2 separate regions of the Homo sapiens genome follow, and region 2 is linked to region 1. Evidence: read pairs that join two places in POLR2A ChIA-PET (ENCODE). Cell type or tissue: Caco-2. All regions are shown on one strand. Links, peaks and the distances in the headings refer to the core of each region. The heading gives the core; the rest is flanking DNA.

Region 1 (14,679 bases), core at 9,680-14,679:
CAGGGATTGTAAATGCACCCATCAGCACCCTGTCAAAACGGACCAATCAGCTCTCTGTAAAACAGACCAATCAGCTTTCTGTAAAATGGAACAAGCAGCAGGATGTGGGTGGGGCCAGATAAAGGAATAAAAGCAGGCTGCCAAGCCAGCAGTGTCAACCCATTCGGGTCCCCTTCCACACTGTGGAAGCTTTCTTCTTTTGCCCTTTGCAATAAATCTTGCTGCTTCTCACTCTTTGGGTCCGCACTGCCTTTATGAGCTGTAACACTCACCGCAAAGGTCTGTAGCTTCTCTCCTGAGGCCAGTGAGACCATGAACCCACCGGGAGGAATGAACAATTCCGGACATGCCACCTTAAGAGCTGTAACACTCACTGCGAAGGTCTGCAGCTTCACTCCTGAAGCCAATGAGACCACAAACCCACCAGAAAGAAGAAACTCCAAACACATCCGAGCATCAGAAGGAACAAACTCTGGACACGCCGCCTTTAAGAACTGTAACGCTCACCGTGAGGGTCCGCGGCTTCATTCTTGAAGTCAGTGAGACCAAGAACCCACCAATTCCGAAGACACCAGCTACTCAAGAGGCTGAGGTGGGAGGATTGCTTGAGCTGGGGATGTCAAGGCTGCAGTGAGCTATGATCACACCATTGCACTCCAATCTGGGTGACAGAGTGAGACCATGTCTCAAAAAAAAAAAAAAAAAAAAAAAAGTCCAGGCGTGGTGGCTTATGCCTGTAATCCTAACACTTTGGGAGGCCAAGGCAGGTGGATCACTTGAGGTCAGGAGTTCAAGACCAGCCTGACCAACATGGTGAAACTCCGTCTCTACTAAAAATACAAAAATTAGCCAGGTGTGGTGGCAGGCGCCTGTAATGCCAGCTACTTGGAAGGCTGAGGAACGAGAATCGCATAAACCTGGGAGGCGGAGGCTGCAGTGAGCCGAGATCGCGCCACTGCACTCCGGCATGGATGATAGAGCAAGACTCAGTCTCAAAAACAAAAAATAAGTAAAATAAAATAAAATAAAAAGATGAGAGAAACTTTGAAAGTTTAGAATAATTAATGGTTCTCAGCCTTTTGGGATTAGACTCTGGTGAAAATATGGACGTTTTTCCTAGAAAAATGCAAATTGTGCACACACACTCATGTGCAATTTTGCTCATACCCCAGGTAGTTCATGGAGAGGTGCGGGAACCTCATTGGTTAAGAAGCCTTGGTTAGACAGCTGTGAAATGAACACATCCTACATGAGATGACTGACTTACTGGAGGTGGGGGTGGTGGAGTGAATCAGAGGCAGAGAGGGCCTCCAGGGGACATGGCCCAATCCTCTCATTTTACAGATGAGGTGACTGAGACCCAGAGGGGAAGGGGCTGGCCAAAGGTCGCTGAGTCACCAAGTGGGCAAGGCAGCACTAGGTCTCCTGACGGTGCCCGCTGCCTTCTGTCCCCATGTTATGACCAGTCCCCAACAGCATGGCACCCCTGTCCCTCCAGTGTGTGCTATGTCTGTGACCTTCTCTGAGATTGGCCCAGGTTGTATGGGAGGTGGCAAGGACTCAGGGGACAGCCAGGTTTGGGCAGCAAAACTGGCTCCACCCCTTTCCAGCTGTGTGGCCTTGGGTAAGTTACCCAGCCTCTCTGAGTCTGTTTAATCATATGTAAAAATAGGTATTATAATAACAGCATTAACCCCATAAGTTATTAGGAGGGTGAAATGATGATGCATAGAAAGCACCCAGCACACTCCCTGGTATTTAGCACGCACGAGTTAATAATGGTCATGGTTGTTGTTGGTCTGAGACTGGCCATGGGGTGTTCGTTGCATTTGTGGTTGGCCGAGCTGCTCAGCAGGTGGGTCCTAGGCAGTTCCAGGGAGCAGTTCTTCCAACCCCCATATGAAAATGCATTCCCCACTCCTGGCCCCCAACACCACTCTGGCTGGAGCATTTCCCTACTCTGGAAATGCACATCCTGGGGCAGTTTCTCCGCTGGACCCCAAACAATAACTGGTGGGTTCCTTGGCGGGTGGGGGAGGGGTGTTCTCATGGAGGAGAGGGGATGGGGGAAAACGCAGCTGCCAGTGATTCCCCGGCCCCCAACATCACTGCCCCATGGGGCTCTCTCTCCCCCACAGGACCAAACCACCCCTCACAGTGTCATTTTTTTGAGCCTCACAACAGTCGTCTGAGATAGACCAGGCAGAAGGCATCATTGACTAGCCCCATTTTATACATGCAGCAACTGAGGTTCAGGTGGGGGATGGCAAATGACCCACTAGGAAGTCCATCAGCTGGGATGTATAGTCTGGTCCATTTACATTGCTGCAGTCTGCTAGATGCCTTCTCAAAACATGTATCTAACACCTTCTACATACCAGGTACGGCAAACGCATGAGAATGGTCTCATTGACCTGCCTCTCTGACAAGGAAACTGCACTCAGGCAGGTTAAGTCATTTCTCTGAACCTTGGAGTGCAGAATATCGGGACTGTGGGATTTGAACCTTAAACTCTGGCTGTTTCCACGGCAGTCCAAGCCTTCTTCCACCCCATTCACCAAACCATCTCTCCAGGCTCTCACCTGGCACAGGGGCTGCCAGGAACAGACCAGGAACACAGGCTCAACTGGTGGGACATGGGGAGGTGGGGTGGGAAACCGGCAGGACTCACTGCCTCTCCTCTCCCTCTGTCCCTGGGCGCCTCCCTCCTCTGGATACACCACTGCATCTGTATGCTTGTGTGTGCACATGTGTGCCTGTGCAGCCTGTGTGTGTGTGTGTGTGTGGCATGGGTGAGGACACGCGCATCTCTGTGAGCATGGGGTGGGTGTAGTGGGTTAGAGCTTTCCTGGAGGTTGTGTTTATTTTTTATTTTGAGACAAAGTCTGGCTCTGTCATCCAGGCTGGAGTGCAGTGGTGCCATCTCGGCTCACTGCAACCTCCACCTCCCAGGTTCAAGTGATTCTCCTACCTCAGCCTCTCGAGTAGCTGGGATTACAGGTGCCCCCGCCACCATGCCCGGCTAACTTTTTGTATTTTTTTAATAGAGATGAGGTTTCACCATGTTGGCCAGGCTGGTCTTGAACTCCTGACCTCAAGCAATCCGCCTGCCTAGGCCTCCCAAAATGCAGGGATTACAGGCGTGAGCCACCATGCAGGCTGGTGGTGTTTATTTGTGAGCTGAGTGTGTGTCTGTGATTTTGCTCATTTGTCTTTGATTCAGTGCCTCCAAGTTTCTCAGAAGAGAGGTGTGTGTGTGTGTGTGTGTGTGTGTGCGTGCATGTGTGTGTGTGCATGTGTGTGTGGGTGCGCGCCCACAGAGGGCTCCATCGCTTTCAGCTGGATTCTATTTTTATTTTTTTTAATTTTTAATTTTTAATTTTTTTTGAGATGGAGTTTTGCTCTTGTTGCCCAGGCTGGAGTGCAATGGTGCGATCTCGGCTCACCGCAAGCTCCACCTCTCAGATTCATGCGATTCTCCTGCCTCAGCCTTCCCAAGTAGCTGGGATTATAGGCATGTGCCACCAAGCCTGGCTATTTTTGTATTTTTAGTAGAGATGGGGTTTCTCCGTGTGGGTCAGGCTGGTCTCCAACTCCCGACCTCAGGTGATCCGCCCACCTGGGCCTCCCAAAGTGCTGGGATTACAGGCGTGAGCCACCGCGCCTGGCTGGAGTCTATTTTTAGACTCTTCCTCTGCCCTGGTATCTATTTTTAGGGCCCCAGTTCCTTTAGACTGGAAGATTGAAGCTCCTGGACACCCCACCTTCCCTTGCCCCACCCTCACCCTGAACTGGGGGTTTCTACAGAGAGAGTCCCCCACTCTCTCTCTGGGTGACTGGCTTGTTGGGGGTCCCAGGCCTGGGGGATAGGGTGGGCTGTAGTGGGAGAAGAACTGATGGGATGGGGTGGAGGCAAGTCTACCTCTTGGGGCACCTAGGGTGCTGAGGGGCCTGGGTGGGCTCTCCTCCTGGGCAGGGGTGTCCAGTTTGAGTGCATAGCTCTGCTACTTCCTAGAAAGGCCAGCTCAGCTTTCCAAGCCTCAGTGTTTCCATCTGTGAGTGGGGATGATTGAATGCCACCCCCCCGCCCATTGTAGGGCAGTTGTGAGCATGAACGTAAAGCACTTAGCTCAGGACTCAATGCCCAGTGGGTGGAGGAGCAGCCCAGGGACCTGGCGGATGGGAATCTGGGGATAGGGAGGGCTCAGTGGGCATCAGCCAGGCCTGGGCAGCCCTGAGCTGGTGTCAGAGAGAACTGATAGGCTGGGTTGCTCCCAAACCCCCCTTTCCGTGCCCACCACAGCCTTTGCACAGCCTGTTCAGTATTACAGAGCGGGGCTAGGAGGGAACACCACTCCCTTGGCCCCCAGCCCTCGAGGGAAGACATGGGCGAAGAGGAGAGGAAATAGAGCGTGTGCATGTTCAGGTTCCTTTCCTGCTGGAAACCAAAACCATTTTTCATTGTCATTATCAGTAGCAATATATGCTAGATTTAAATTAAACAACTCAGTATCACAATCATGTTATATTTACGATAACACAAGGAAAGGTGTTTGTGGTAGCGATATCTACCACGAGCACGTGCCCTGCTGTGGCCCATGATATCCACAGTACAGAAATGATGTCATTGCTCTCCCCAGAGATCCAATGAGGTGGGTAGCATCACCCTCATTCACTCCAAATCACCCTCTCAGAAAACCGAGGCTCAGGGAGGTTAAACAACTCACCTAAGTAACGGCAAGAACTAGAACCTGGGTGTGTCTGATCCAGAGTCCTGCTCTAGACTCTGTTTTGGGTGCCTCCGCACTTTGTAGGAATCACAGCCCTCACTCCCCTCCCAGCTCTGGCACTGGTCCCACCAGGCCCAAAACACATCCTTTAGGCTAATCTACACCCCAGAGCCACTCACTCAAGGGACCGTGGTGCTGATCTGACGCAGAGGAGAGACCAAGTGGAACAGTGTCTGCGCTGCTCACAGCCCCAGCTCTGGGTTGCCAAGGACCTAACTTGCTATGCAGCTCGGAGAGTAATCCTGGGGCTCAGTCCTCAGTTTCCCTTCTTGCAAGGTGAGGAGAGGCCAACAGCCCTTGGAGCCTCAGCAGAGCCCCTGCCAGCTAGAGGCTGGCTCTCTCCATCCCTCCCGTCCCTCCCCTGCCCTGCCTCTCTGGGCCATCACTAACCTGGCGTCGTCCCCACAGGAAAGCAGCTGCCTGGGAACACCAGTTGCAGGCTTTGGGGTAGCCGCAGAAGGCCAAGGGTAGGGTTCTGAGAGGTGTGGCTGATGCTGAGATGCTGCAGATGTAGCCCTGCCCTGCTGGAGCCAGGGTATCTCAGGGTGCCAGTCCCACCCCCAGCTGGCCGGGATCTGAGCCACAGGCCAGGCCACTTCTCCCGCAGCTTGCCCAGCCCCACCCCTGTGAATAATGCCAGTTGCTTTATGGAGCTGGGCCTCACTCAGGCTTTGACTATTTGGAGGGTGGCATGAATGGAAGAGGTACAAGGAAGGGTTAAAGACTCAGCCACCTAGGCTCAGGGCATAGAGACAGTTAAATTGCTGGCAGAAGGCGCCTTCTTAAGCCATCCAGTGCCATCCCTGAGCCCTGGTACCAGCCCTCCAGGTCTCCAGACTCATCTGACTCTTGGGATTCCCCTCCAGGCCCTGGACCAGGGTGGGGCCCTTCCCACCACCCTACACAACCACAACAATAATTAACCCCAGTGAACCCCAACAAATAAAGATCCGAATCACAGAAGGGAGGGATCATCACTGCCCCAGGATGGGGAACCCCAGAGGGCCCAGGAAGGCTAAGCCCTGGCTCATCTGACACACCCTGCCCCACTGTTGTGGCCTGAGTAGGCCCAGATGCCCCCAGTCTGTTGGGGCTGGGGTGGAGGGCACCACCTCCCCATCCAGGTGAAGTTTGGGAAGGTATTGTTTGTCTCGGCTTTGGACTCGAGTCTTTTCCACCATTGAATATTTTTTCAAACCTTTTACCACCTCCTTCATTCTCTTGAGCCTGTTTTCTCATCATTCCATGCATCTGTCTATTCATATAGTCAGCAAACGCTTACTGAGCACCTACTATGTTCCAAGCACAGCGTGAGGTCCGGGAAGCCGTGTCGTCCAAAGAACAGGAAGGACCTGTCTCTCCACCAAGCCCTATGTGCTTCTCCTTCAGCCAACCTGTTTCAACTCACACTAGTCTATCCATTAGCTGGTAAACACTGAGCACCGGCTGGGTACAGGGCAGTGTGCTGGGCATGATGGGTGGGTGATATGCACTGGTAGGCAGGCCGGTTGGAAGTTATGGAGGAGATTCAGGGAAACATCAGGAAGGCGTGGGAAGGATCCTTGCCTTTTGGAAGCTCACAGTGCAGTTGGCTACAGGGGAGAGGTTGGCTATACAGTCCTTTATGCAACTTCTTCGTCCTGGGTACACAGAAAGGCCACAGTTCCAAGCCAGCCTGTGGCTGGGGCTATATGCCTGGATTCTGGCCAGTGGAGCGTGGATGGAAGTGATGTGTGCCACCTCCAGACCTGGACCTAAAACTACCTTCCCATGTTCTCCCTTCCAATCCCCTGGCAATCCTGGGGCAGCCCTGTGTTGGAGGAGGCATCACAGATGCAAGGAACCTGAAATTGGACTGTGATGGGAGCAAGAATAAACCTGTATTGTGTTTGGCCACTGAGATGTTGGGGTTGTTTGTTACAACAGCTAGTGTTTATCCTGACTGATACAGGCAGACGATGCAGACAGGGGAACAGCTTGAATCCTGTGGCTGGATCACAGTGTCCAGGAGTGCTCATTGCGAGGTAATGTGTGACGTCTAATGCTAGCTGGTAGTGGGTATGAGGTCAGAGGAGGGGAAGGATGAACGGTGAAAGGTGGAGTGCCTGGTACATAGTAGGTGCTCAATAACATAGGATGAATGAAATACACGAAAACATTAGAAGAGCTTTGCGGTGGCGGGTGAAGTTGCCAGAAACCCAGAGGAAGAGTGGGGCTTGGTTGGGGGATAGGAGTAGAGACAGTTAACCTGGGAAGAAAGGCTTGGAGGGGAGAAAAGGCAACACTTATCCGTGAGTCAGAGATCGGTGAGCTTCACTCCAGCCCAAGCAGGAGGGTATCCGGAGATGGAGCTGGTACTTGGAGGCCTTCAAATGCCAAGCTAAGCAATTTAGACCTTAGGCTGCAGACTACTTTACTTTTACAGCCTAAGATCTAAAAGACCTTATGTTTGTCAGAAGTTTGGAGTGGTCTCCAGCGTGGGTGTGCACATTAATCCACTGGGGCACAGGAAGAAAATGGTAAACTCCCATTCATATTTATCTCACTTCTTTTTTATTTATTTTTTTTGAGATGGAGTCTTGCTCTGTTGCCCAGGCTGGAGTGCAGTGGCGCAATCTCAGCTCACTGCAACCTCCGCCTCCCAGTTTCAAGCAATTCTCCTGCCTCAGCCTCCCGAGTAGCTGGGATTACAGGCGCATGCCACCACGCCCAGCTAATTTTTTTGTTGTTGTTGTATTTTTAGTAGAGACGGGGTTTCACCATGTTGGCCAGGCTGGTCTCGAATTCCTGACCTCGTGATCTGCCCACCTCGGCCTCCCAAAGTTCTGGGATTACAGGCATGAGCCCCCATGCCCGGCCTATCTCACTTCTTTAAATGTCTGTTTTTTAGTGTCTGTGAAGCTACCAAGGCTCAGAGAGGTTGAGTAACTCGTGCAAGGTCACACAGCTACTAAGTGTGCCTGACTCCAAAACCCCGCTGTGCTCTTCACTTATGCTGAGTCTTGTGCAAACAGATGAGGGCTTGGGTGGGGGCAGAGGCAAGTCTAGGGGAGGGTGGCTGGGAGAGTAGGCAGCCCCTGGCTGTTTCTGCCACTGTGGAAAGAGGTTAAGGAGCCTGCCCAGGCCTGCTTACTAGGCCTCTAGGGCCTGTTGGGAAACACGGAAGCAGGGAGCCCCGGTGAGTGCAGGCCTGCCATCCAAAGCGCTTCGTCCCAGGCTTGACAATTCAGCCTCACTTTGTGAGCAGGATCCCGAGGCAGGGATGGGGAGGACCAGTGGCTGAGAGGTCAAGGCAAGATGACAGAGAGGGATAGGGAGGAGTTGAGGGGTGTCACTCAGACTCTGGGGGCAGCTGGCAGGGGTAGGTTGGCCGCTCTACCACCCACCCACACTCATGCCGACCCCATGGCCAAGGGAACCCACAGGCCAGCCCCGCCCTGCCTTCCCCCGCTCCACTGTCCTGGGTTTAGGGGTGATTTTACCTTCTGATTTATACCTCTACAAAAACCAATTACCAACTGGGCAAGGTAGCTCACGCCTGTAATCTCAGCACTTTGGGAGGCCGAGGTGGGCAAATCATTTGAGGTCAGGAGTTTGAGGCCAGCCTGGCCATCATGGTGAAATCCCATCTCTAATAGAAATACAAAAAAGTTAGCTGGGTGTGGTGGCACATGCCTGTAATCCCAGCTGCTGAGGGAGGCTGAGGCAGGAGAATCACTTGAACCTGGGAGATGGAGGTTGCAGTGAGCCGAGATTGCACCACTGCACTCCAGCCTGGGTGACAGAATGAGCCTCCATCTCAAAATAAATAAAGAAAATAAAGAAAAGTGATTACCATTTGAAAATATAAAATTGTTGTAATTAAAATATAACACCTAGACAGGAAAATGCACATACTCTAACAGTATAGCATGATGAAGTGTTACAAACTGAACACTCAAGGGTAACTAGAACCCAGTTTAAGAAACAAAACATTTATCAGCCTCTGGAGAACCCCCTCATGCCCCCTTCTAGTCACTATCCCTAATCAGTTAAAGCCATCCTAACTTCTAATGCCATAGATTCATTTTGTCTGTTTTTGAACTTTATACACATGGGATCATCTGATCGGTGTTTTGTGTCTGGTTTCCATTTGTTCGGCATTGGATTTGGGCTGTGTGGTAATCCCCCCATCGCCGTTTATTGATTTATTCCACTGCTGGCAGAAAATTGCATTGTGCCCAGTTGTTATCTTTTGAGTAGTGCTGCTATGAATATTTGTGTATGTTTCTTTGCTTTTCTGTTGAGTATATATCTAGGATATGCATGTGTTCAACTTAAATAAAACTCTTTTCTTTTTTCTTTTCTTTTTTTTTTTTTTTGAAACGGAGTCTCACTCTGGCACCCAGGCTGGAGTACAGTGGTGCGATCTCAGCTCACTGCAACCTCCACCTCCCGGGTTCAAGCGATTCTCCTGCCTCAGCCTCCAGAGTAGCCGGGATTACAGGCACATGCCACCATACCCAGCTAATTTTTGTATTGTTAGTAGAGATGGGGTTTCCCCATGTTGGCCAGGTTGGTCTTGAACTCCTGACCTCAGGTGATCTGCTTGCCTCGGCCTCCCAAAGTGCTGGGATTACGGGCGTGAGCCACCATGCCCAGCCTTCCTTGTCTATTTAATTTTGGCCATTCTAGTGGGTCTGCAGGGTTATCTTATTGGTGTTCAAATTAGCATTTCCCTAAAAACTAATGATGGGGAGCATCTTTTCACATGCTTCTTGGCCATTTGCATATCTTCTTTGGTAAACTGTCTATTCAATTCTTCCTTATTTTGTTACCCCCATCATCATTTCCACAGTCCCTCCCTCTGCTATCTGCACCCTTAGCACCTTTATGTTTGGGGGACTGGAACGTCTCTAAACTGGTCCCCCTCACTCCGGTCCCCCTCACTCCAGTGGCTACTCCATTGTGCCAGACAAACCTTCCTGAACACAGCATTGCACAAGTCACTCCACTGCCCTGAAACTTCCTATGGCTCCCATGCCTGTGAGGACAAACCTCAGCTTCTCAGTCTGCCTTTGTGGCACTCCAGCCCGTGGTCCCAGCCTTTCTTTCCTGCCTTCCCTTGCCTTTCCCACCAATCTCTCAAACTCTACTCCTGGCCCATGCCTTGAGGACCCAGAATACTTGGTTCTCTTCCTTCTCTCTGAGGTTTAAGTAGTCTGTTTGCTGTTATTGTCATTGTTGTTTTAAGACAAGGTCTTGCTCTGTCGTGCAGGCTGGAATGCAATCATCGCTCACTGCAGCCTCCAACTCCTGGGCTCAAGCGATCCTTGAACCTCAGCCTTCCAGAGTGTTGGGATTATAGTTGTGAGCCACCATGCTAAGTCTGTTCTAAATCAAGTCTGCCTCTCTCTTGGGAGGCTACCAGCCAGCCCTACCCCACAGGGATCCCTGTTCCTCTGAGCTCCTCTGAAACATGTTCTTTCCTCTGGCGCTCAGCATTTACCTCTGTCCAGTACCACTTGGATGTCCAGGAGGGAGCCAGGGCCTGGAGAGGAGCTTCTTGGTGCCAGGAAGTTCCTGGCATATATGATAAAAATGATAACATCTCCTTATAAGCTTAAAATATGGGATATTAATATCACATATGCTTTTACAAATTATACATATCCCCTCCTTGAAAATTGTAGTATGCTAGAGAGGGAGGGATTTGACGGTAGAGTGGGAAAGGGAGGGAGGAGGGCGACTCTTCCTTATCTGTCTTAAGAATCTCTTAAGATGGTGGCTCATGCCTATAATCTCAGCACTTTGGGAAGCCGAGGCGGGTGGATCACGAGGTCAGGATATTGAGACCATCCTGGCTGACATAGTGAAACCCTGTCTCTACTAAAAATACAAAAATTAGCTGGGTGTGGTGGTGCGTGCCTGTAATCCCAGCTACTCGGGAGGCTGAGGCAGGAGAATCACTTGAACCAGGGAGTTGGAGGTTGCAGTGAGTGGAGATCGCGCCACTGCACTCCAGCCTAGTGATAGAGCGAGGCTCTGTCTCAAAAAAAAAAAAAAAAGAAAATCTCTCATGGAAACCATTGCATTTGGAGAAGCTCCTGGATTCAGCTCTAATTCTGCCATTTACTAACTGTGGAGTGCTGGGCGGATCAGTTCATCTCTTGGGGCCTCCGTTGATTAAATGAAGATGAGGCCATCCTATTTTTTTTTTTTTTTTTGTAGATGGAGTTTTGCTCTTGTCCCCCAAGCTGGAGTGCAATGGTGCGAACTTGGCTCACTGCAACCTCTGCCTCCTGGTTTCAAGCGAGTCTTCTGCCTCAGTCTCCCGAATAGCTTGTATTACAGGCTCCTGCCACCACGTCCAGCTAATTTTTGTATTTTCAGTAGAGCCGGGGTTTCACCATGTTGGCCAGGCAGGTCTCGAACTCCTGACCTCAAGTGATCTGCCTGTCTTGGCCTCCCAAAGTGCTGGGATTACAGGTGTGAGCCACCGCGCCTGGCCTTAGATGATGCCATCCTTGAGGGATGTGGGGAATCCACAAAACCTCATCAGTATGTGAAAGTCAATGATAACCTGCGGGGCAGGTATATGCGCACGTGCACTTGGTGAGAATTGGTTTATTAAATTGTCAGTCCCTTAGAATACTGAGCTGGTAAATAAATCTTATTCTTTGATAAAGAATTAAAGGAATAAGCTCATACGAATTCATGATTAGCCAGGCTTAGTGGTCCCCGTGTGTGCCTGTAGTCCCAAGCTACTCAGGAGGCTGAGGGGGAGGATCACTTGAGCCTAGGAAATCGAGGCTGCAGTGAGCTGTGATTGTGCCACTGCACTCCAGCCTGAGTGATAGAGCGAGACCCTGTTTCTAAACAAAGAGAGAAAAAAAAGAATTCCTGAAGGAAAACACCAGGAAGGAGTCAAAAGGAATCAATGTCATTAGGATCCCTGACTGTCTCTCCCTTACCCCACCCACCCAACTTCTCTTTCCTAGGGGTCTCCTGCTAAAGATGCCACTGTCCTCACCATACCAGATCCCTTAAGTCATGAAACTGGGAGTAAGTAAAACAAAAAAGAAAAGAGAAAGGGTATTCAGAAGCAGGGAAGAGGAGTTTGTAGAGGACAGAGGCTTATCCCCTGAGGACCAAGGCCATCTCCAGCAGTGCGGGGTGGGGGCCTGGGCTGATGGGAAGGGGATGTGACAGGTGTGGCTCCCACATCTCAGAGGGCTTGGCTGAGGCCCTGGCCCTGGGTTCAGGCCTGGGCGCTCTTGAGGGAGTGGAATGGCAGCGGGACCCGGCTGGTCTGCCTGCCCACCCAGAATGATGACCTCCGGATGTGTATTCCCTGTAGCTACCCGTCTCACCCAAAACATTATTGGGCTGAAGAGCCAGCTCCCCTGGGTCACCTCTGCTGAAGCCATACTCAGAGGGGACCTCTCACTCCTTGACCCACGGGGAGGGGGAGTGGGGAGTCCTTGAACTTTCTGCCCTAGGAATTCCCAGATGTTTCTGTGCCAAGCATTGCCCTAGGTACTGAAGACAGAGCTTGGGCAAAACGAGGACGTCTCTACGGCACTGAGGGTCCGTCTGTTGGCAGAGACAGACGACAGCATGTGTCATGTGTGTCACGTACGAGGGGAGCTGCTCAGTGCCACTACGAATAGTCAGGGTCGAGGGAAGAGAATGCTCGGACAGATCTCAGGGACCGAGGGAACTCAGGGAGTTATTTGAGGTCGGAGGTCAGGGAAGGCCCTCGGGGCGGGGCGGGGGTGGGGGGTGTCTCCACTGGGGTCTCCGTGCCCCTGACGCCTCCGTCCCTACTACCTGGGCTGGGTCTCACCGCAGGGTCGCCTCCCCGCCTAGCCACTCTCAGCTCATCGGCCTGGCTCCTCCCTCCGCGGCGGTTCTGATGCCGCCTGCCAGGGTCGCGCGCCTGAGCCGGGCCTGGGTCGCCAGCGCCCGCAGCAGAGGAGCCAGGGTGTCTCGCACCTTGACCCCGGGGGCGGGTGTCCCCAGGCGGCGCGTGACTCCGCCCCGGCCCGCCCCGCCTCGCCTGCACCGCAGACACACGCCCCAGTCCTCCAGTCCTCCGTGCGCGTCGGGCCCGAGCCCACAGAGTCCATGGAACCCACGGAGCCGATGGAACCTACGGAGCCCATGGAACCTACGGAGCCCATGGAACCTACGGAGCCCATGGAACCTACGGAGCCCATGGAACCGGCGCGGAGCGCGCACCGTGGGGGCGAGGCGCTGCTGCGGGAGCTGGAGGTGCTGGTGCAGGACGTGGTGAGGACGAGCTCCTGGTGGGAGCGCCACGGCGTGGACTGCGCCATCCTCGCGCTCAGCCTCTTCGCCTTGCCGGCAGGTGAGGAACGCGGGGACCCGGCGTCCCGGCCGGGCTGCGGGTGGGGGCGGGGTGCGGCGGAGGTGGCGGCGCGGGGTCTGCAACAGCAGCCGTGGGAGTGCAGCCTGCGGAGTGGACTGGCGGCGGCAGGGAGGCGGAGGTGGTCGGGGCCCCGCACCCAAGGATGGAGGGTCACACCCCGAACCTGAGAGTCTGGACTGGGGTGTTCTGCCCTGTGTACCCTAGGAGGGGGCGCAGGAGGGTGGTGGAAGGGAAAGTTGAGAGGAGCGGGGGAGTGGCCGGGAGTGATGAGGTGCCCCCCCACCCCCGGGAAGGGAGACGGTGTTCTTTGGGGACCTAGGTGAGTGGGGAGGGGGTGGGAGTTTCCCCTGGACCCTTCCTGGTCTGGAACACCCATGGTACCTGAGGCCCCAACATTGCTTTGGCTGGGGGCCCAGGACCACGCACTGGAGAGTCAGGACCAGGCACGGGAGAGTCAGGACCGCTGGAGGGGCAGTCCTGGTTCCCCTCAGGCCACAGTGGGACCTGCCTCACTCCGGCCAGTGGCAGCCCCCAGAGCCTAGCCCACTTTAGCCTGGGCTCCCAGGGTAAGGGTTGAGGTATTTGGGCCCAGATCACCCAGAGCTAGAGAAAGACCCGTCTTCTTCCTCCTCTCCACGCAGGCTTCCTGTGCCTGCGCTGGGAGAATGCCCTGGTCTTTGCATCCGGCATCACCATCTTGGGTGTGTGCCACTACACACTCACTGTCAAGGGCAGCCACCTGGCCACTCATGGGGCCCTCACCGAGTCCAAACGCTGGAGCAAGATCTGGCTGCTTTTCTTTGTGGAGGTGAGCCTGGGAGAAGGAGGATGCAGGCAGCTGCTGGGACCGTGTGGCAGCCTCATTCTTCTGTTCGAGCATGCGGGTGTGTCCAGCTGTGCATGTGCCCACGGGGGCAGGCCGCTGCAGCTGATGGTATGCCGGTCCACTGGTGCAGTATGCACTACAGCGTGTCTGAGGACTTCTCCAAGCCCTTGAGCGGGTCTTTGCACCCCATGGGTAGAGAGTTGTAGGATGAGTATGCCGCTGTCTTGGCCCACAGTTACAACCAGTGGGGCCTCCAGATTTTGCAGTCAGGGTTTAAAATGTGACCCACAGACAGAAAGGGAGGGGGAGGAGGGGCCCAGTGTCCACAAGGGGCAGCGTCCTTACTCCGGATGATGCTCCTCTGATGCCTGGCCATGGCCTAGCCTTCCTGAGAAGCCCCCTGCTCCCCGGGGTCAGCTCCAGGAAGTACCCACCTCACCTGACCCTTGCCCTCCCTTCTTCCACCCCTTCCCAGTTCGACCTTGGCCTTCTTACCTTCGGGCACGCCCAGGAAGGCAAAAGTTTCGACCAGCTTGTCTTTCTCTCTTGACTGGTCTCCAGGCCTCCCCAGTTCCTCTGCTGAACTTGCTCCCTCCTCCTTTCCAGGGGGACCGTCGCCTGGTCACCCAGGTGATGGTTCCCCTAAATAAATGAATGGCCACACCTTATGAATAAATAGGAAAGCTGGG
Region 2 (15,588 bases), core at 2,172-7,171, 110 kb before region 1:
GCAGGTTTCCATGGCCCCAAATAAACACAGCCTGCTTGGGCCATCTGGTGGCCTGGATTCTGGGAGAGGAGGTGGGTAGAGGAGAGAATGAGGCAAGCCGCCCTGGGGTGGAGAGAGGAGCAGCTGGCAAGCTCCTCTTACCTGCTGCTGCCGTGAACTATCCAGAATGGGGGCCCTGGGAGAAAGGCCAGAAAGGGGCCACCTGTTCTCCCAAAAAGATGGGCACTAAAGGCTGAGGCCAGTCTTCCCTTTCTCCTCCTTGGTTTTCTATAGGCCGAGATGGTGCTTCAGGGAGGGGACATTCATGGGAGAAGAGAGGAAAGAGGTCATTTCTGGCAGCTGAGGAGCTTGCAGACACAAGCCTTTCTATAGGGCCTATGAGTTGGGGTACTATTCCTATGTAGGGGGTCCTACATAGGACCTACATAGGACCCCTTTCTTCTTCTCTGTACCGCCCTGGGTCAGAAGACCTCCTTTTTTTTTTTTTTTTTGAGATTGACTCTCGCTCTGTTGCCGAGGCTGGAGTGCAATGGCACGATTTCAGCTCACTGCAACCTCTGCCTCCTGGGTTCAAGTAATTCTCCTGCTTCAGCCTCCCGAGTAGCTGGGACTACAGGCGTGCACCACCATGCCCGACTAATTTTTGTATTTTTAGTAGAGACGGGGTTTCACCATGCTGGCCCGGCTGGTCTCGAACTCCTGATCTCGTGATCCGCCTGGCTCACTCGGCCTCCCAAAGTGCTGGGATTACAGGCATGAGCCACCATGCCCCACCAGATGGCCTCTTAAAACTCATCATTGACCAGGTGTGGTGGCTCTCACCTGTAATCTCAGCACTCTGGGAGGCCAGGGTGGGTGGATCACCTGAGGTCAGGGGTTCAAGATCAGCCTGGCTAACATGGCAAAACCTCATCTCTACTAAAAAAATGCAAAAATTAGCTGGGCATGGTGGCATGCACCTGTAATCCCAGCTACTCGGGAGATTGAGGCTGGAGAATCGCTTGAACCCAGGAGGTGGAGGTTGCAGTGAGCTGAGATTGTGCCACTGCACTCCAGCCTGGGTGACAGAGCAGGACTCCGTCAAAAAACAAAACAAAACAAAACAAAACAAAACTCATCATTATGTGTAGATAGGGAATGTGCAATGAGGCATGGTGGATTGGTCAGGACTAAGTTTAAATATTTATTTTTTTATTAAAAAAATAGAAAAATGTGTCCATGTCCTAACTGCTGGTAACTGTGACTATGACTTCATTTTAAAATTGTATTATTATTATTTTTTGAGACAAGGTCTCGCTCTGTCACTCAGGCTGGAGTGCTGGTATGATCACGGCTCACTGCAACCTCGGCCTCCCCGGCTCAAGCTATCCTCCCACCTCAGCCTCCCAAGTAGCTGGGATTACTGGCATGTGCTGGATAATTTGTGTATTTTTGTAGAGACAAGGTTTCTTGTCTCTACCAGCCCAGGCTGGTCTTGAACTCCTGGGCTCAAGCAATCCACTTACCTTGGCCTCCCAAAGTGCTGGGATAATAAGCATGAGCCACTATGCCCAGCCGAGTTTGAATATTTCTATGTGACCTTGAATTACTAACCTGACCTCTAAGTTTTTGTATCCTCATCAGTAAAATGGAGATTTTATAGTCATCTCATAAAGTTCCTGAGGATAGTAAACACATATAAAACACTTAACACAGTGCTTGGCATGAAGTCAGCAGGCAACAAAAATTAGCTGCTGCTAAGGGATGCTATGTGCATGCAGGTTCCTTAAGGGACACTTTTCTTTCAGACACCTGATTACTGTTGTCTTTTTTCCTCTGTAGCCCTGGAGTGGGAAATCCAGTCTGACGAGCTGTATTCCAACCCTCTTTCCTTCTTCCCTGAGGGGATGGGCAGCACAGAGCTGCCCACCTCTCCCTGGAAAGTACTTCCTTCATTGCTACCCCTTATCTGCCTGGTCCCCTAAAACTGAGGCCACCCCCCAGCTCTCAGCTCAGGATCCCCAGGGAGGGCAGAGGCAGGTCTGTTTGGCTAGCTGCCCTCCCTAAGTGGGGTGGTGGGTTTGGCCCTGGGAGAGGAGAAGGGTGCCAGTTCAGGGGAGGAGAGAATGGGGCAGGGGCCGGGGGGCGGGGAGGAGCTCCCTGCAGCAGGGAGTATCTGTCCACAGAGCAAGGACAAAGTGGTGATCAGGAGGGAAGAAGGGAAAGAAAGGAGGGAAGAAGGGAAAGAAATGCATCCAGAGGGCGGTTTAGAAAGCTGAGGGAGGCCAGGCATGGTGGCTTACTCCTGTAATCCCGGCACTTTGGGAGGCCAATGTGGGAGGATCATTTGAGCCCAGGAGTTCAAGACCAGCCTGGACAATATAGCAAGACCTGGTCCCTACAAAAAATTAAAAAAAAAAAAATTAGCCAGCATAGTCCCAGCTACTGGAGAGGCTGAAGAGAGAGGATCACTTTAGCCCAGGAGCTGGAGGCCGAGTAAGCTACAGTTGTGCCACTGCACTCCAACCTGGGCAACAGAGCAAGACCCTGTCTAAAAAAAAAAAAAAAAAGGCTGAGGGAGAAAAGGGTGGCTGGATTCACGCCACGGCTTCCTTCGTCTCTCAGGTGTGACTGCTCCATGTGGTCACCACCACCTGCTCCCCATCCTGGTGACGACAGGTGACAACAGGATGGGAAAACCCAACAGCCACTTGCACGCTGCCCTTGTAAAAGCCCCATGCTGTTCAGTTGATGTACTAAGCACAGCAGTTTGGGGCCCAGCCTTGGGCTTGCCACACCACACTTTTTTTTTTTTTTTTTTGAGACTGAGTCTCACTCTGTCGCCAGGCTGGAGTGCAGTGGTGTGGTCTAGGCTCACTGTAACCTCAGCCTCCTGAGTTCAAGCAACTCTTGTACCTCAGCCTCCGGAGTAGCTGGGATTACAGGTACACACCATCATGCCTGGCTAATTTTTGTGTTTTTAGTAGAGATGGGGTTTTGCCATGTTGGCCAGGCTGGTCTCCAACTCCTGGGCTCAAGTGATCCTCCTGCCTCCGCCTCCCAAATTGCTGGGATTACAGGCATGAGCCACCATGCCCAGCCCCACACCACACTTTCCTCCCCTCCTGAGTTCAAGGGAAGTTGTTCCCCATCAGGACATTTGGGGAAGGAGTTTTGGGGAGAAGCCTGCATTTCCCCCCAGTTCCAGCTGGCCCCTGAGTCTACCTCCCTTAGAAGACTTTGGAAGCTTTTCCACAGACTCAGGTTGTGTGGGCTGGTGGAACTGGAGTCCACAGAGCTGCCTTTTTTTGTCTGGAGACGAGAGAGTGAAGCTAGCAAGAAACCCCTCAAAGATTCAGGAGCATTTTCCTCTCTGGTTTTGGAAGTCCCCCATCGGAAAGGTCCACCCAGGCTGCTGGTGCGAGAAGGGGTGGGTAGCGTTGGCAGTGTGAGGCGAAGGAAGATACCCTAGAGGTGCCCCCTTTGATCAGGATCCACAGTCCTGTTTCTAGGCTTCCAGTATCTGAGCTTGGACAGCAATTCTTTTTTGAGACGGAGTCTCACTCTGTCGCCCAGGCTGGAGTGCAGTGGCGCGATCTAAGCTCACTGCAAGCTCCGCCTCCCAGGTTCACACCATTCTCCTGCCTCAGCCTCCCGAGTAGCTGGGACTAAAGGCGGCCACCGCCATGCCTGGCTAATTTTTTCTTGGACAGCAATTCTTAAGTTCAGGATGGACATTACTAAATCTGGAGAGGGCTGAGTGGAGCATGGGAAGTTTGAAAAACCGCTATCATTTTGCTTTTTTTTTTTTTTTGACGGAGTCTTGCTCTGTCACCCAGGTTGGAGGGCAGTGGTGCGATCTCGGCTCACTGCAACCTCTTCTTCCCGGTTCAAGTGATCCTCCCACCTCAACCTCCTAAGTAGCTAGGATTTTTGTATTTTTAGTAGAGACAGGGTTTTACCATGTTGGCCAGGCTGGTCTCGAACTCTTGATGTCACATGATCTGCCTGCCTCAGCCCCCCAAAGTGCTGGGATTACAGGCATGAGCCACCTCGCCCGGCCTATCATTTTGCATTGAGGAAAACAGAAAACCCAACGGATTGACGGCACTTCCAGAACAAGAGGGAGGCTGGTGTAATCTTGGTGATGGGGACCCCTCCAGAAGATGAACCCCTCTATGTACCGTCCTCTGTATAACATGGGGAGGAGACAGATATCTGAGGAAGAATGGGAGTGGTGAGGTTTTTCATGTATATGGAAGAGAGATATGGGGTTTATCAGCTTGAAAAACACCAGGAGATGGCCCTCTTGTCATTCCTGTGACTGTCCTGTGTCATCAATGGGTGGCTCACCAAGGGCAGGTCAACTTCCCCATCCCTCATGGTCCTTCAGGGCATCAGTCTGGCCCTGGACTTCCTGCCGTGGCGTCTCATTGCACTTAGGAGGCCCGAGCTCCCCTGAACCTTCCGGGCTCTTAGGAGCCTGGCCTCCACCCTCTGTTCTGGCCACCCCCCACTGCCCCAGCTGCTCCCTGGGCCTCCACTTATCTTCCCGTTGGTTCCTCCTCAGCCTTCTGGTTTCAGCTTCATCATCACCTCTCCAGAGGTGCCCTGACCACCCTCGCTTAGCATTTCTCAATCTTTTTTTTCCATGATCGCTCCCCCTTCCTACCTCAAAGAGCCTATTTAGACATTTTCTCCGAATTGCTCCCCCAGGAATTTTAGTAACACTGTATATCTCTTCATGTGCTGTATTTATATATCTAGATATGATTTTTTGAGACAGGGTCTCGCTCTGTTGCCCAGGCTGGAGTGCAGTGGTATGATCATAGTTCACTTCAGCTTTGACCTCCCAGGCTCGTGATCCTCCCACCTCAGCCTCCTGAGTAGCTGGGACTACAAATGCACACCACCATGCTCTGCTAATTTTCAAAAAATGTTTTGTAGAAAGGGGGTCTTGCTATGTTGCCCAGGCTGGTCTCAAACTTCTGGGCTCTAGCAATCCACTTTGGCCTTCCAAAGGGCTGGGATTACAGGCATGAGCCACCGCGCCAGGCCGATTTTTTTTTTTTTTTTAACTTGGTTCACCCTGTTGGGCCCACGTGCTCTAGCTGAGGTAGCACTACCCTCTTGCCCCGATTTTTCCATCATGCCGTATCTTTTGTTTGTTTATTTTGGGTGGATCTCCCCACACCAGAATATAAACTCCAAGGGAAGAGGGGCCCTGCTGGCTTGTTCACCATGTATCCCTAGCTGGCCCTCAATAAATATAGAAACTTCTGCCAGAGCCTGCTATTTGGAGCTGTTCAGTCTCAGGGAAGTGGGACACAGGATGTTACCCTCTCCCATGGCTGGGCGTGACGCGAGGCAGGTGTGTGAGATGCACAGAGATGGGCCATTTTTGCTTTTAGAATACTGGTGCATTTTTTATTAAAGAAGAGAATAAAGCATTTGTAAATATATTTCTCTCACGTATACTTCAAAGGTGACGCTGGTCTGCCACTACAGAGCTGGGGAGCAGACAGGCTGGAGCTCTTCCCCCAACCCTTCCACACTCCTCTCCCCCAGATAACAGACACACACGGAGGGCAGGGAGCTGCCTAGCCTCAAAGGACAAAAGTTTCCCAGTTGCACGTACAGAAGGACTCAGTCGCCACCAGCTCCCATCACAGTGCCGCCCGGAAAGCAGGTGGTGTCTCCAGGAGGTCAGGGATGCTTGGTAAGAAAACCCCTTTACCCATTAGAAATAAATAAGGCATGAAGGTTCCCACTGGGATCCCGGTGCAGAGGCCAGGGCCCCCCCGCCTTCCACTGACTGTATGGCTCTTCTGGTTTCTAAGGTCTCAGGAAGGGCGGCAGAAGGAACCAGAAGCCCTGAAGGGCTGCTCAGGGCAAGCTGGGGACCTGGGTGTCTCTTAGCTGAACTTGACTTTCTGACATCTTGAAGCAAAACTCCTGACGCAGCTGGGTCCTCAAAAGCCCCCCACAAAGGTGGGAGGTGAAGAGCAGGCATTTTATGGGAGGGAGGGAGGGAGCATGTTCCTCAGCCCCATCCCAATACAACACGATGCAGCATGGGGCGAAAACCCCAGTCCCCAGTGAAGGGGAGGCAGGGGTGGACATTGGGACCACCGGCTGGTGGTGCATGTCCAGAACATTCTGGGGGCTGCAGACATGACCTGTGCCAGGGTTGGCCTGTGGGGAGCGTGGAGTGACTGAGACATCATGGTCCCTGAGATGGGGGCAAGCACAGAGACGGGAGTCAGAGGCCAAGCTTGGTTAGTTGGTGGCGGTGTGAAGGGATGGGGGCTCCCCACTGCCCCGGCCCCTGGAAAGCTTAAGGCCCAGCAGGCATTTCTGGGGTTGGAAGCCAAGGAGACAAGCTCTGAGCGAAACTGCACCACTCTGCTGAGGGGCTCCTTCTCCTCCTCCTCTGACTGGCTACAGATCTGCGGTGGGCCAAGAGTATCCAGGGAGAAACCTGTCCCTGGCAGGGCTGGAGCAGGGACACTCCAGGCCCAGCTGAGGCTTCCTGCTCTGCATGGCAGGGGACATCTCTGACCTGGTCAGGACCCTGGAGGTGGGACAGCTGGTGCTAAGGGAATGTCAGCGCATCAGGGTTGGGGAGAAGCAGTGGGTGGTCCAGGAAACCCCTGAAACAGCTGGCCCTGGGGTCCCCTTTCAAGTGTTTCCAGTTGTGGCAAGGGGTCAAGGAGACCTTGCATTGCAAATCTCTTAGAAAAAACAAACTTAACCAAAAAAAAAAAAAAAGCCAACTGATCCAGAATGGCTTTCAGAAGCCTGGTCACCAGTCTGAGGGTGAGGCGCAGGGTCAGGAAGCCAGGGGCTGGGGGAGCTGGGGGATCCCTGGGGTAGTGGGGACATTTGGCTTTGAACTCAGAGCTGCGCCTTTGGGCTGGCGCGAGGTGGCCAAGGGCTCCTGGGAGGCAGGACAGGTGGGCTGCCTCCGCTCAGCAGGGAACATGCTGCGTGCTTCCGGATCAGGAGGCCGCGTGCTGTGGTGGCAGGCCGCTAAAGGGCGCTCGCTCTCTGGAAGCTGCACCGCCCAGGCCTGAGGGACCCCACGGCTTCCACCCTGGGGGAGGCTGCAGGCCGGAGAAGGGTCACTTGCTGCTGTGCGTCTTGACTTTGGTGGCGTTGATGTCAGCCTTGGTCTTCTGGATCCTGGAGAAGATCTCTTTGAAGAGCGCCTTGTACTCGGGCTGGCTCTGTTCCAGCCGCTTGTCCACGGCCTCCACGTGCTGGCTCAGGCTCTTCTCTCCTGCCTTGACCTCACCCTGGCCCTCCTCACCCCCGCGCAGGTCCCTCCACGAGCTGTCCCGGGAGATGGGGCGCGAGGTCTGCACGCCGGCGTGCCGCACTCCGGCCCCGTGCTGCCGGCACTTGCTCAGCAGCTCCTCGTACTTCTCCAGCAGCGCGTGGTACTGCTCGTCCACCTCCCGCAGGATGGACATGCCCCGCTTGCGCACGCTGTTGGCGTGCAGTGTGAGGTTGCCCGCGTGCCGGCTGGCTGGGTCTTTGGCCACGATGGCGTTGAGCGCAGTGTCGCTGCAGCTCTTGCGCACCACGTGGCCTGGAGAGGCTGCCGGTGAGGAGACCCCGTCCTGGGCGCCCAAGTCGTCCCCGCGGCCGGGCTGGGGATCGTCGGCCTCAGGGGCCTGCGTGAGGGGTGCGAGCAGGGCCTCGGCCAGGTGGTCGTCCGGACCCAGTAGGTAGGTCTTGGCCTGCTTCATCTGCTGCAGCTCCAGCAGCTCGGCCTCCAGCTCCTGCACACGCAGGCGACAGGCCTCCATCTCGCACAGCTGGCGCTCCAGCTCCGAGTACTCCTGCAGCACCGCGGTGTACTCGCGCTCCGCCCGCTCCTTGCGCTGCCGCTCCTGGCTCACCTGGGAGCGCAGCGCCCCCACCAGGGTCTGCAGCCGCTCGTTCTCCTGCTCCAGGGGCCGCGGGCCCAGCTCCAGGGAGGAACTGTGTAGGCGGAAAGCATCCTTGCACCTGGCGGGTAGTGAGAGTCGCAGCGGGGTGGGGGCGGAGGAGAGGGCAGTGGTCACGGGCACGGCCAAGGCCGAGCAGCCCAGCCAGGGCGCTTACATCTCTCTTGTTCTCTGGGCTGAAATTGTTTGCCCCTCTCCGTTGGCTCTCCACCCTCCTCCACCCTTCTCCCCCTGCTCTCTGCCCCCGGAGGCTGACCACTACGGACCGCCTCTGTCAGGTTGCCTGGTTCTCTCCTGAGCTTGGCCCATGAGAGGCACTGGCTAGAGGTCCGAGGGGGGAGCAGAGGCCGTGGGGTGTGTCTTCTTTGGGCTCTCCATGGTTAATGGTGACCAGGCAGCCTTCTCCATACCTTCCAGGTGCCGGTAACCTCCCTTCCCCCTTGCGCTTTGAGGCCTAGGGCTGGTGGCAGCTCCTCTCTGCTGCAACCCTGGGGCACTATAGTGTCCCTGTGGTTTCCCTACCCCCTGCCCACACCTCTTCTTCATTTAACTTCTCCATTACTCTGTGTAAGAGACTGTTTCCTGCCAGGACCCTTATTGAAACACCCACTACATATGACACATGTATTTTTCCATTATTAAGTGGTTGTCTAGTGTTAGATTTAATGGGAACTGAAAAGCACAGTGGGTTACCCCTCCTGGGTTAGCATGCTGGCTGAGCCTCTTACTAAACAGGTGACCTTGGATAAGACACACAACCTCTGGGCTTCAGTTTTATCATCTGGAGAGTAGGCATAATAAAACACCCCCAACAGTGTTGCAATAAGAATTATATCAGCATAGTGGCAGCACACAGCCAGGGCTCAGTAAACGCCAGCTGCTGTGACTGTCATTAGCAACAGGACCAGTCTCTCTGATGGCCTGGATGATGCACCAACTGCACCCTGCTGCCTGCTGCCTCTCCTTCCTCCCATGGCTGGCAATCCCAGAGACACCAAGCAGTGCTCTCACCTACCGGGGGCTGGTGCACAGCTCCTTGAGGCAGGGGAAGGTGTGGATGGTACGCCTGCGTTCCCGCTTCTCCCGGAGCACTCGCAGCTGTTCCAGGCCTCTCAGTTGCTCCACCTGGGCCTGCAGCTCCTCCACCTGAGCCTGGAGGCGCTCAATGGTCTCCGTCAGCCTGGGGGCGGGGTGGTGGACACACAGGGACTTTAAGGGGATGGGGCCAGTTTGCCTCACGGCAGCCCTGGCTCCCTGAAGATGGAGGGACGTTGGGTAGGAGGCAGACAGGTACCCTTGAGCCGCTGTCTGGTCCTGAGGTAGGATGGGGAATTCTATGCATGCCCAAGGACCCGCCCTTCTTTTGTACCTCTCAGGCGAGCTGATCGCTTCTCCTCTGTGCCACCTCAGTTCCTTGTCACTCCTCTATCACTTATTGTCCTGCACTGCCATAAAATATTTACATGCCTGCCTTCTCTTCCAGGCTGTGAGGTATTAGAGGGCAGGACAATGTCTTTGTTTCCCCATCGTTGCATCCCCAGTGTCTAAAGAAGAGCCTGGTGCATAGTTGGTGCTTAAAGCAAGGTTGCGGCCTGAATGTTAAACCACACAAAATCGACAAGGACAAGCTCACTCCCATCCCCGGTTCCTAGGGAGACGTGCACAAGTCACACCCATCAGTCCATGGGCCCCTGTGTACACTCAGCCCTGGGGCTCTCCCTCGCCCGCCCCCCAGCCCTCAGCCGGGCCCTCACCCATGGATCTTCTGCTGGGCAGCCTTACTCTCCAGCACCAGCCTGTGGTTGGTCAGCTCCAGGTCCCGGGCTGTCAGGTCCAGCTGCTCATAGACTTTGGCGTGCTGCTCGTTCACGTGCCGCAGCGTGTCCAGCTGCTTGGTTAGGTACTGGGGGTGGAAGGACATTGAGTAACTTTTTAGAATTGGGCAGGGGCAAATGTCTCTGCCTAGACCCTCCTACTTCTTTTTTTGTCTTTTTTCTTTTCTTTTCTTTTGATACAGAGTCTCACTGTGTTGCCCAGGCTGAAGTGCAGTGGCATGATTTCGGCTTACTGCAACCTCTGCCTCCTGGGTTCAAGTGATTTTCATGCTTCAGCCTCCTGAGTAGCTGGAACTATAGGTGCCTGCCACCATGCCTGGCTAATTTTGGTATTTTTAGTAGAGACAGGGTTTCACTATATTGGCCAGGTTGGTCTTGAACTCCTGACCTCAAGTGATCTGCCTACCTCTGCCTCCCAAAGGGCTGGGATTATAGGCATGCACCACCACGCCAGCCTCTTTTTTTTTTAAATTAATTAATTTATTTTTTTTGAGACGGAGTCTTGCTCTCTCGCCCAGGCTGGAGTGCAGTGGCGCGACATCGGCTCACTGCAAGCTCCACCTCTTGGGTTCACGCCAACCATTCTCCTGCCTCAGCCTCCTGAGTAGCTGGGACTACTGGTGCCCACCACCATGCCTGGCTAATTTTTTGCATTTTTAGTAGAGATGGGGTTTCACCGTGTTAGCCAGGATGGTCTCGATCTCCTGACCTCGTGATCTGCCCGCCTTGGCCTCTCAAAGTGCTAGGATTACAGGTGTGAGCCACTGTGCCCGGCCTTTTTTTTTTTTTTTAACTTCTAAAATCTTTTTTATGCCCGGCGTGATGGCTCACACCTGTAATCTCAGCACTTTGGGAGGCTGAGGCGGGCAGATCACGAGGTCAGGAGATGGAGACCATCCTGGCTAACACAGTGAAACCTCGTCTCTACTAAAAATACAAAAAAAATTAACCGGGTGCGGTGGTGGGCGCCTGTAGTCCCAGCTACTCAGGAGGCTGAGGCAGGAGAATGGCGTGAACCCGGGAGGCAGAGCTGCAGTGAGCCCAGATCGCGCCACTGCACTCCAGCCTGGGTGACAGAGTGAGACTCCATTTCAAAAAAGAAATAAATCTTATTTATTTTATTTATTTATTTTTAAGACAGGGTCTCGCTCTGTTGCCTAGGCTGGAGTGCAGTGGCACAATCACGGCTCACTGCAGCCTCAACCTCCAGGCTCAAGCAATCCTCTCACTTCATCCTCTTGAGTAGCTGGGACCACAGGCTTATGCCACCATAGCCAGCTAATTTTTGTATTTTTTATAGAGACAAGGTTTCGCCATGTTGCCTGGGCTCAAGTATTTCACCCACCTTGGCCTCCCAAAGTGCTGGGATTACAAGCATGAGCCAGCAGCCCCTTCTCCCCTTCTAAGGACAAGTTTGCTTTGATGTATTTGTCTTCAGCTGAGTGGGGCTTAAAAATGGTGGTTCAGGCTGGGCCTGGTGGCTCATGCCTGTAATCCTAGCACTTTAGGACGCTGAGGTGGGAGGATCACTTGAGCTCAGGAGTTAGAGACCAGCCTGGGCAACATGGTGAGACTTGGTGTCTATTTAAAAAAAAAAAAAATCTAGTTGTGCAATAGGGCTGCCTGAGATAGCTGTGCTATCCTTGTACAGGATAGCACAGTTGTGAACTGTACCAGGCTATTGGGCTAAGGCTGTGTCCGATAAGCTGGCACCTTATTCTAAGTTGCATAAAGGCACACACAGGCCAAGGGGCCCTCGAGGGGTGTGGGCAAGCACATGCAGGGCCCTCACCTCGATCTCCTGCACCTGTTCCTCATTGGTGGAGTACATCTGCTGCAGGGACCCCTCCAGCTCCTTGTTCCTCTCCAGCAGAGTCTTCCCCAGCTCCGCAGCTAGGTGCAAGTCTAGGATAGGAGAAACACGAGCATGAGAACAAAGGCAGAGGACGCCCATTCATGTTCCGAGCATCTACTCTAGGTGACCCCAATGTAACCAAGACACTGGGAGCCTCCAGGCCTGGGAGGAGAGGTAAGCCAGGAGCTAAGCCTTTGCACTGTTATTTCTGCCTGGAATGTTCTTTTTGTGTGTGTCTGTGTGTGTGTGTGTGTGTGTGTGTGTGCAAGATGTAATAAAAAACAAACAAAAATAGGAATGGTTGCTTTCAACATTTTCCAGGTTGTGAAAGTTTTGCCACGATTCTCAGGGGTGTGGTTCTAAGCTGCATCAGTGGAACAAATACAAAATGCTGTCCTCCTCCTAGGCTGGAAGGCAGTGCACCTTCTCCTCTTAACAGCCAGACTAGCGGGTGAGGAGTCAGTGCTGTGCCCAGGCCAAGCTGGAGTGTCCGCATGGCTTCTTCTCTGACCAGTGGGGATTCCATCTACCTTGAGGCATGCTGGCTGGGCCCTGTTTCCACACCAGCGCATGGTGAGACAGCGTAGCTTATCAACAGGCTGCTGGGCCTTAATACTGACAGTGAGTGTGGCGGATCACAGCCAGGAAGGGACTAACACAGATGCCCTCCCAGCCCCACTGCTGGCCTAATTTTAGAATACCACGGAAAAAAGCTTTGATGAAGACAACAGGAAGTCAACACAGCAGAGAGTGGTGTGGACAACCCAGAAGCCAGCCTCACGCACGGAATATTCTTTCCTGATACTTCCAGGACTTGTTCCCTCTTCTCCTTCAAGTCTGTGCCTGTCAACTTCTCTAGATCTTTCCCCAATCACTTGATTCAAAGTCACACTGTTCCCTGCCCTGCAGTCTCTCCCCCGCTTCATCTTTCTCCTTAGCACTTAGCACCATCTAATTTCCCAAGCAAGTTACTCCTTTATCTTTTTCAGCTCCCCCAACTAACTGTGAGCTCATGGGGCAGTTTTTTTTTTCTTTTAAGGGATGGGACCCAGGCTGGGGTGCAGTGAGTATTCACAGGTGTGATCATATGTGCTGCAGCCTTGAACTCCTGGGCTCAACGATCTTCCTCCCTCAGCCTCCCAGGGCAACATAGTGAGACCTCATCTCTATTAAAAAAAAAAGAAAGGTGGTGCAATACGGCTGCCTGGGATAGGATCCCTTGAGCCCAGGAACTCAAGGCTACAGTGTATATGATCATGCCTGTGAATAGGCGTGGGACTATAATATCGGTTGCTGGGACTACAGGAATAGTACAATGTTTTTTTTTTGAGACGGAGTTTTGCTCTTTTTGCTCAGGCTGGAGTGCAGTGGCGCGATCTTGGCTCACTGCAACCTCCGCCTCCCAGGTTCACGCTAACCATTCTCCTGCCTCAGCCTCCCAGGTAGCTGAGACTACAGGCGCCCGCCACCATGCCTGGCTAATTTTTTTTTATTTTTAGTAGAGACGGGGTTTCACCGTGTTAGCCAGGATGGTCTCAATCTCCTGACCTCGTGATCCACCCGCCTCGGCCTCCCAAAGTGCTGGGATTACAGGCGTGAGCCACCGTGCCCGGTACTTTTTTTTTTTTTTTTTTAACTTCTAAAATCTTTTTTATGCCGGGATTACAGGCACCCACTACCACGCCCGGCTAATTTTTTGTATTTTTAGTAGAGAGGGGGTCTCACCATGTCGGCCAGGCTGGTCTTGAACTCCTGATCTCAGGCCTCCCAAAATGCTGGGATTACAGGCATAAGCCACCACACCTGGGCTAAAATTCTTAAATTTTTTTTGTAGAGACAGGGTCTTGTTATATTGCCCAGGCTAGTATTGAACTCCTGGCCTCAAGCGACCCTCCTACCTTGGCCTCAAAATGCTGGTATTACAGGCGTGAGCCACCGCACCTGGCAGGGCAGGGATTTTTATGTTTTGCTCATGAATATCCCCAGGACCCAGGACAGTATCTAGGACAGAATCAGTGCATAATTTGTCTTTTTGGAAGATTAAGTGAGTGATAAGAGCATGGACGGACATAGGGGCAAGGTGCCGTGGGGTGATGGGCAAGGGAGAGCTTCACTCTCCCCGGGAGGCTCAGGCAAATGGACAGCTTTCGAGTTGGACTTTGAAGGGTGGATAGGAGGCTGGGTGCGGTGGCTCACGCCGTAATCCCAGCACTTTGGGAGGCCAAAGTGGGAAGATCACTTGAGGTCAGGAGTTTGAGACCAGCCAGGCCAACATGGTGAAATCCTATCTCCACTAAAAATATAAAAATTAGCTGGGTGTGGTGGCGCAAGCCTGTAATCCCAGCTACTTGGGAGGCTGAGGCAGAAGAATCGCTTGAACCTGGGAGGCAGAGGTTGCAGTGAGCCGAGATCGTGCCACTGCACTCCAGCCTGAGTAACAGAGCGAGACTCAGTCTCAAAAAAAAAAAAGAAAGAAAGAAAGAAAGAAAGAAAGAAAGAAAGAAAGAAAGAAAGAAAGAAAAGGGTGAATAGGAGCTTGCTGAGAGGCAGAGAGAGCAGAAGGGCTTGCTGAATATTAAAACTGGAAGATGATTCAGAACTTCTTGGCCCAACTTCTTGATTTTATGGATAATGAGCAGGACAGCAGAGTGACTTGCCCATGGTCACCCAGCTGGTTTATGTCCACGCTAGGGGGAGAATTCAGGTATCGGGCTCCTGGTTGGGTACCATTTGACCCTAGTGACATGTGCCCAGCTCTCAAACCTTCTTTCCCTGAGGAGCAGAAACATCCTCTTCCCCCAACAGCCCTGGTGCTTGTACCCTGTAGGATTGGAACCTTCCCTCCCTGACCCCAGTCCAAGGGAAATGAGGACCCATCAGATAGGCTAGGAGGGAATCTGTCTGTTTTTAGGGGGATGTTGTGGGGGATGGGCGGGTAGAGAGAAGGAGTTAGAAGGAAACGGCAGGTACTAAAATCCCTAAAAATTCTCTTGGTGGGTCTGAGTTGTGTGATGATAGCTAGACATTTGGAGTGGATACAATCCTCCCAACAACACACATATGTATATTAAATATATTTATTATTTTTTGTTTCTTTTTTTTTTTTTTTTGAGACGGAGTCTCGCTTTGTCTCCCAGGCTGGAGAGCAGTGGGGCAATCTCGGCTCACTGCAACCTCCGCCTCCCGGGTTCAAGCTATTTTCCTGCCTCAGCCTCCCAAGTAGCTGGAATTGCAGTCGCCTACAACCACATCCAGCTAATTTTTGTATTTTTAATAGAGATGGGGTTTCACCATGTTGGTCAGGCTGGTCTCAAACTCCTGACCTCAAACAATCCACCCACCTCGGCCTCCCAAAGTGCTGGAATTACAGGTGTGAGTCACTGTGCCTGGCCTGTTTTTTGTTTCTAAAACGAGGCAGGGTGATAAAAATATTCTAAAATTGATTGTGGTGATGGTTGCATAACTTTGTGAATATAATAAAAACTGTTGAGTTGCACACTTTAAATGAGTGAATTGTATTGTGTGTTAATTAAATCTCAATAAATCTGTCAAAAAAAAAAAAGATTTAGGCAGCTTAATCCAGAGACGGAGAAGGGTGGGAGAGAGCGGGTCCTCAAAGAGGTCGTTAGAGCAGGCTGAGGCTGAGTTTCACAAGGCTGTTTTCTTTTTAAAATAGCTTTAATGTTTTTCATAAGGCATGATTGGTGTAAAAAAATCAAACAGTACAGAAAGGTTAAAAACTGGTGATTTAGGCCGGGTGCAGTGGCTCATGCCTATAATCCCAGCACTTTGAGAGGCCGAGGAGGGTGGATCACTTGAAGTCAGGAGTTCGAGACCAGCCTGGCCAACATGGTAAAACCCTGTCTCTACTAAAAACAAAAATTAGCCAGGCGTGGTGGCATGTGCCTGTGGTCCCAGCTACTTGGGAAGTTGAGGCAGGAGGATCACTTGAACCTGGGAAACA

The links. ChIA-PET counts read pairs that join two places held together with the same protein. Peaks named below come from ENCODE experiments on the same cell type or tissue, not always from the same donor. Only the 100,000 strongest peaks of a DNase experiment are listed, where the experiment ranks them.
Region 2: POLR2A ChIA-PET joins it to region 1 with 6 read pairs; 4 of 35 experiments call an interaction of 5 or more read pairs at or near these places.

Annotation. Positions count from the first base shown.
Region 1 is chr17:74,891,816-74,906,494 of GRCh38, reverse strand. It overlaps FADS6 (fatty acid desaturase 6), which reads left to right and starts at 12,862. Exons shown (of 6, transcript NM_178128.6): 1 at 12,862-13,143; 2 at 13,806-13,972. The coding sequence starts at 12,900. In Caco-2, for the core only: CTCF peaks have their summits at 14,105 and 14,310; a DNase peak (open chromatin) is centred at 12,790; H3K4me3 peaks cover 1,562 bases.
Region 2 is chr17:74,995,590-75,011,177 of GRCh38, reverse strand. CDR2L (cerebellar degeneration related protein 2 like) reads right to left here. Exons shown (of 5, transcript NM_014603.3): 2 at 11,562-11,674; 3 at 9,689-9,837; 4 at 8,950-9,114; 5 at 5,378-7,995. The coding sequence ends at 7,104. Among named protein-coding and RNA genes, the nearest start is that of MRPL58, 9.3 kb to the left of the region's middle. In Caco-2, for the core only: no CTCF peak of the experiment used is centred there; a DNase peak (open chromatin) is centred at 4,341.